Linked DNA regions of Homo sapiens: region 2 is linked to region 1. A link is an interaction called in ENCODE POLR2A ChIA-PET data of the cell type or tissue named here. Cell type or tissue: GM12878. All regions are shown on one strand. Links, peaks and the distances in the headings refer to the core of each region. The heading gives the core; the rest is flanking DNA.

Evidence for each region. Peaks named below come from ENCODE experiments on the same cell type or tissue, not always from the same donor. Only the 100,000 strongest peaks of a DNase experiment are listed, where the experiment ranks them.
Region 2: POLR2A ChIA-PET joins it to region 1 with 8 read pairs; 2 of 35 experiments call an interaction of 5 or more read pairs at or near these places.

What each region holds. Positions count from the first base shown.
Region 1 is chr11:65,278,179-65,281,095 of GRCh38, forward strand. It overlaps POLA2 (DNA polymerase alpha 2, accessory subunit), which reads left to right. Exons shown (of 18, transcript NM_002689.4): 6 at 552-745; 7 at 1,360-1,448; 8 at 2,814-2,917. Among named protein-coding and RNA genes, the nearest start is that of POLA2, 18 kb to the left of the region's middle. RefSeq lists an enhancer at 1,092-2,291. In GM12878, for the core only: no CTCF peak of the experiment used is centred there; a DNase peak (open chromatin) is centred at 1,693; H3K27ac peaks cover 1,822 bases.
Region 2 is chr11:65,689,352-65,692,268 of GRCh38, forward strand. No RefSeq gene overlaps it. Among named protein-coding and RNA genes, the nearest start is that of KAT5, 21 kb to the right of the region's middle. In GM12878, for the core only: no CTCF peak of the experiment used is centred there; no DNase peak of the experiment used is centred there.

The DNA.
Region 1 (2,917 bases), core at 294-2,793:
AATGTTTGCACATCACCAGACTGTTAATTCATTACTTACCCACCTCCATAGACACTGGGGAAAATTGATTAATTTGAATTTCATTTTATTGTTGTTTCTACCTTGAACCATATTGTGAGTTTTTATATATGCTCAGCAAGTTTTAGCTTATCCACAGTTGCAGGCTCAGATGATGTTCCAATAAATGCTAAAAATTCATGAGAAGAAAAAAATGGGACTTAAAGTTTGCCTTTTAATCAATTCAGAATCTGGGGATCTTTTTGCCTTGCTTAGTTTTAATGCCAAGAGAACGACAACTTTTTAAAATACGTTTCTGTCTCTAAACTTCTCTAAAAATGTTTGGTATTCCTCAGCCTGGTATTCCTCAGCCCTTCATTCCTGAAATTCCTTAAAGGTCTGGGTATGTCCAACCCCATTAAACTGATTCAATTTATAAACTATGAGGCCACCTTCCTTTTCTCCAGTCCCCATTTCCAAAGGTAACCTCATTTTATTCTTCTCTCCCTTTAGATATGAACACAGTAATATTAACCTGTTTTGCTTCCAATTAGTGCTACTCCCTCCCAGAAATACAACTCACGAAGTAACCGAGGAGAAGTGGTTACCTCCTTCGGCTTAGCACAGGGAGTATCTTGGTCTGGGAGAGGAGGAGCTGGAAACATCAGCCTGAAGGTCTTGGGATGTCCAGAGGCACTAACTGGGAGCTACAAATCCATGTTTCAGAAGCTCCCAGACATTCGAGAAGGTGATTGTTTTTCCCTTTGAAATTCTGGTGGATATAAAACCACCTAGAAGGGTGTAGAGTAACAAAGCTTCAGCTAGGCTGGTAGAACAAGTTCCAAGGTTGCCTTTCAATGTATGAGTTGGTAGATGTCCTCATGGAAGCCCTAGTAATGGAGGGACACGGGCAATACTATCAGTGATTGCCCCAAGTCACTTCACTTTGCTAAAACGCACATAACCATTCCCAGCAGCAAAAACTTGAACGATGTAAAGGAATTCAACTTAAAGATATTCATGGTTCCTTCGTTAGAAGCCTTCTTCAGGTTGGCCTTGACTTGCCTAAAACCTCAGTGAGGACTTGAGTAAAGGGCAGACTTGGAGATGGGGTGGGGTTCATGCTGATTCCCTGGAATTGTGCTATGGGGTCTCCTGTGGCCAGATGGAAGGCCAGATTCAGCAACCAAATATCGGAAAATTGGCAAAGGTTTTAGAAGGTTTAAACTGGCCAGATGTCCAGGCACCCTTCCTGCTTCTGTAAAATGACTGACTTTAATATTTTACAATGTGCTGTATTTTCTCTTCTTGGCAAGTGAAATGTCTTAAACATAATACTTTTTTCCACTTCTGGGATTGTAGTTCTGACCTGTAAGATAGAAGAACTTGGCAGCGAACTCAAGGAACATTACAAGATTGAAGCTTTCACTCCTTTGCTAGCCCCAGCACAGGTAAGAGTTGTTCTAATAGTTCTCACTAATTAATATTACGTTTTTAAATCGATGACCAAGAGGCATCCTTCTTGCTTCCTTTTTCACTTCTTGTCTGTGTTCTAGTTTGAACATCTGTCTTGGTTGAATTTGGGAAAATGGGCCCTTCTGAAGAAAGATTTGTAAGTGCTGTCTGGTTTTGTGGCCAGAGAGTGATTTTCTTCCCACTTGGATTAGAGTCTTGCACATAAGCAGAGACTCAAGGCCTTGTTTCCCTTGGTGGTGAGTCAGGTAGCTCCCCGGGGATTTCCCACAAATAGAAGCATTCACGTATCGAGATAAAAGGACAGCAGCGACGGTGGGGTTTTCAGAATCTTGTTCTCTGGACAATGACTCACAGTCTCTCCCCTGGTTTGGTCTCTTGTTATAGACAAACTGCTGCCAATAGTATCTTTATATCATAGTTTAATCTGGCATATATACCAGTGCTTTCTCTCTAGAATGTTTTCTAATCTAAGGGGAAATATATTCTAGAAGTTTCTTTAAAGTACCTTTGTCAATGTTTACATTCAAAGAATGATCAGTTGGGGAAGTGATGCAGAACTGTGTCATAGAAGGAAGTGTTAGAGGACTTGGAAGGAAGTAATTGAGGGAAGGCAGGGAGGCACAATCACTGGGAAAGATGAGACTTCCTCTGTTTTCTCCCAAGAGTGGGAACAGAACAGAGGAAGCCATGGAGACAGAGATTTTAGCTCAATTAATAAAGAACTTCCTGTTAAGAGGTTGTATGGTATGTGGCTAAGGATATGGCTCTAGAGCCAAATTTCTGGTTTCAAACCCAAGCTTCACCCACAGTTTGACCTTGACTAAATTATCTAACCTTTCTGTTGCTTGTTTTCCTCATCTGTAAAATGGATACAGTAATATCCACCCGATGGTTGTTGCAAGGATTAAATGAGTTAATACATATAAAATGCCTAAGAATACATTTTAGAACAGTGCATGGTATTTAGTAAGCTCAAGAAATGTTAGCTATTATTAAGTAGTTATAGCTGCCCAAAGATGCAGTGGGCTGCCCTGGGGTGGTGAGGACAGGGTGGGGTAGGCATCCAGGGGCAAGTTCCCCTACACTAGAGATGCTCACACTTAGGCAGCCTCCTAGGAAGGCTCAAGTGCTGGGTGGATGGGTGGACAAGATGCCCTTTCAGAGTTCTTCCATCCTGAGAGTCAGTGATGACGCGGTAGTCACCTCAGGGTCAAAGCAATGCCCTGCCAAGAAATGTATTTGTTGTTTGCAGTTTGTTTTGCTATTCACCCTATCGACTTCAGATTTTGAGCTCCTGCTCCAAAGACTGTCATTCTTATGCTGTGACCTTCCTTTGGTAGGAGCCTGTCACTCTGCTGGGCCAGATTGGCTGTGATAGCAACGGGAAGCTGAACAACAAGTCAGTGATTCTCGAGGGAGACCGGGAACATTCCTCGGGTGCTCA
Region 2 (2,917 bases), core at 107-2,606, 410 kb after region 1:
CCCAATTCTTAATAAAACCTTATAAACAAATCTATCTAATATTAATTAGTTTTAATAAAATAAAATTTTGGGCCGGGCGTGGTGGCTCATGCCTGTATTCCCAGTACTTTGGGAGGCTGAGGCGGGTGGATCACTTGAGGTCAGGAGTTCAAGACCAGCCTGGCCAACATGGCACAACCCCATCTCTACTAAAAATACAAAAAATAGCTGGGCATGGTGGTAGGCACCTGTAATCCCAGCTACTCAGGAGGTTTTGGCAGGAGAATTGCTTGAACCCAGGAGGCGGAGGTTGCAGTGAGCCGAGATTGTGCCATTGCATTCCAGCCTGGGCGACAGACTGAGATGCCATCCCAAAATAAACAAACAAGCAAACAAATAAATAAATAAAAAGAGGAAGGAGGAACAGACAGGAGTAAATGGAGAATCAGACAGGATTCCATTGACTGAGGAGTTTTTAGAGGGACAGCAGGGGCTTCAAAGCACTATCTGTACACATATGGCCCAAATATCAGCTTTAATTAAGTCAGTTTCTAACTATAGAGCTCTCAAAAGAAAAACCCTTTTTAAATCTTTTATTACCAGATTTTAGCCAGCACAAATGACTGATATTTCTGACTTTTGAACTTTTTTTTTTTTAACTAAATGTAACCTCCTACATGAAATCAATAAGACTTAACTAAGGGTATGACTTAACCACAGGTGCACAAGGTATTTTCAAAGAGATGGCAAGCGTTTTTTTTGTTTGTTTGTTTTTTTTTTTTGAGACGGAGTCTTGCTCTGTCGCCCAGGCTGGAGTGCAGTGGCACGATCTCGGCTCACTGCAAGCTCCACCTCCCGGGTTCACGCCATTCTCCTGCCTCAGCCTCCCAAGTAGCTGGGACTACAGGCGCCCACCACCATGCCCAGCTAATTTTTTGTATTTTAGTAGGGACGGGGTTTCACTGTGTTAGCCAGGATGGTCTTGATCTCCTGACCTCATGATCCACCCGCCTCGGCCTCCCAAAGTGCTGGGATTACAGGCATGAGCCACCGCGCCCGGCCATGGCAAGCATTTTTTCCATGATCTAGAGTTGCCCCAGAGGTAGCTCAGAGAAAGAAAAATTTCAAGACAGGAAATCAGAATCTGTCCACGGAGGGAAAATGAATCAATAAATGGCAAAGGTCAACAAATAACAAACCAGAAAAGACTCATTCCCTAAATCATGAATTGGACCCAGGCTGCCATTGTGAAAGGCTGAACCTTAGCTACTGAGCTACAGCATGGGGGAGACACCATTGTTCTTCCCAGAAGGAGCCTAGAGCAGGCACTGGTGAGCTTGCAAAGGATTTTAACTCCTCAAAAGAATGAAGGCGGAACATGACATTATCATGTGCTCTTTTCAGACCCAAGAGTCAAAGCCCTGTGACTTAACAGCACAAGGGATTTAAAAGCAATACAGAAGTTACATGGATGTAATAACCTTTCCAAGTCCATAATTTAAATTAGACTTTTTTTGAGACAGGGTCTTGCTCTGTTGCCCAGGCTGGAGTGCAGTGGTGCGACACGGCTCAGTGCAGCCTCGACCTCCCAGGTTCAAGTGATTCTCCCACCTCAGCCTCCCAAAGTTTGAGGATTACAGGCATGAGGCCCCACACCCAGCCTGAATGACCTTCTAGATAACTTTTGAATTAGACAAAATTATTCTTCTTCTCAATAAGAATATATCTTTTTTTTTTTTTTTTTTTTTTTTTTTTTTTTGAGACGGAGTCTCACTCTGTGCCCAGGCTGGAGTGCAGTGGCATGATCTGGGCTCACTGCAATCTCCACCTCCTAAGTTCAAGTGATTTTCCTGCCTCAGCCTCCCAAGTAGCTGGGACTACAGGTGCGCCCCATCAAACCCAGCTAATTTTTGTATTTTTAGTAGAGACGGGGTTTCATCATGTTGGCCAGGATGGTCTCGATCTCTTGACCTCATGATCCACCCGCCTTGGCCTCCCAAAGTGCTGGGATTACAGGCGTGAGCCACCGCGCCCGGCTAAGAACACATCTTCTTTGGCACATTTTATATAAACTTGGGAAGCAAGAAATCCTGAACTGCCTATCAGATATTAGCATTTTATAGATGAGAACCATTCAACAACTTTTGGAACATTTTCCATACGATTACCCTTTCTTAATTGGAAATGACATAGACATACGATAAGCGTCCAACATGATTTTAAGATTTTAAATTATACAAAAGTTTACTTACAAGAATGTATCTCATTTGTATGTACCCAATTTTCCCATTTTTAATCGTTTATTTAGATTACTTCTGAAAACTGAGATATTACACAAAGGTGGTCATTATTTAAAATTATTTCCCTGTTAACCATTTTTAAAGGCTGTGAGCATTGGGTGTTTAAGAATCTTAAAGTCAAACACATAGGCATTCTGTTGATAACTCAGAAGATTTAGCTGTTTTCATTGAACTAGTAATAACAAATTAGTCTCATTTGTTAAAAAAAAAAATACAGACTCACCACTTTATAAAAGATAGCTGAATCCACACTATTCTTTCATGAAATTGGGATGTTTACATGGCTAAATAAACTTTGTTCATCCTGGTATATAATCCAATGAAAGCTATGAACTAAAATTTGGGTAGGCCAGGCGTGGTGGCTCACGCCTGTAATCCAGGCCATTTGGGAGGCCGAGGTGGGTGGATCACAAGGTCAGGAGTTCGAGACCAGCCTGGCCAATATGGTGAAACCCTGTCTCTACTAAAAATACAAAAACCAGCCGGGTGTGGTGGCATGAGCCTGTAGTCCCAGCTACTCAGGAGGCTGAGGCAGAAGAATCGCTTGAACCTGGGAGGTGGAGATTGCAGTGAGCTGAGATCGCACCACTGCCCTCCAGCCTGGTGACACAGCGAGACTCTGTCTCAAAAAAAAAAAT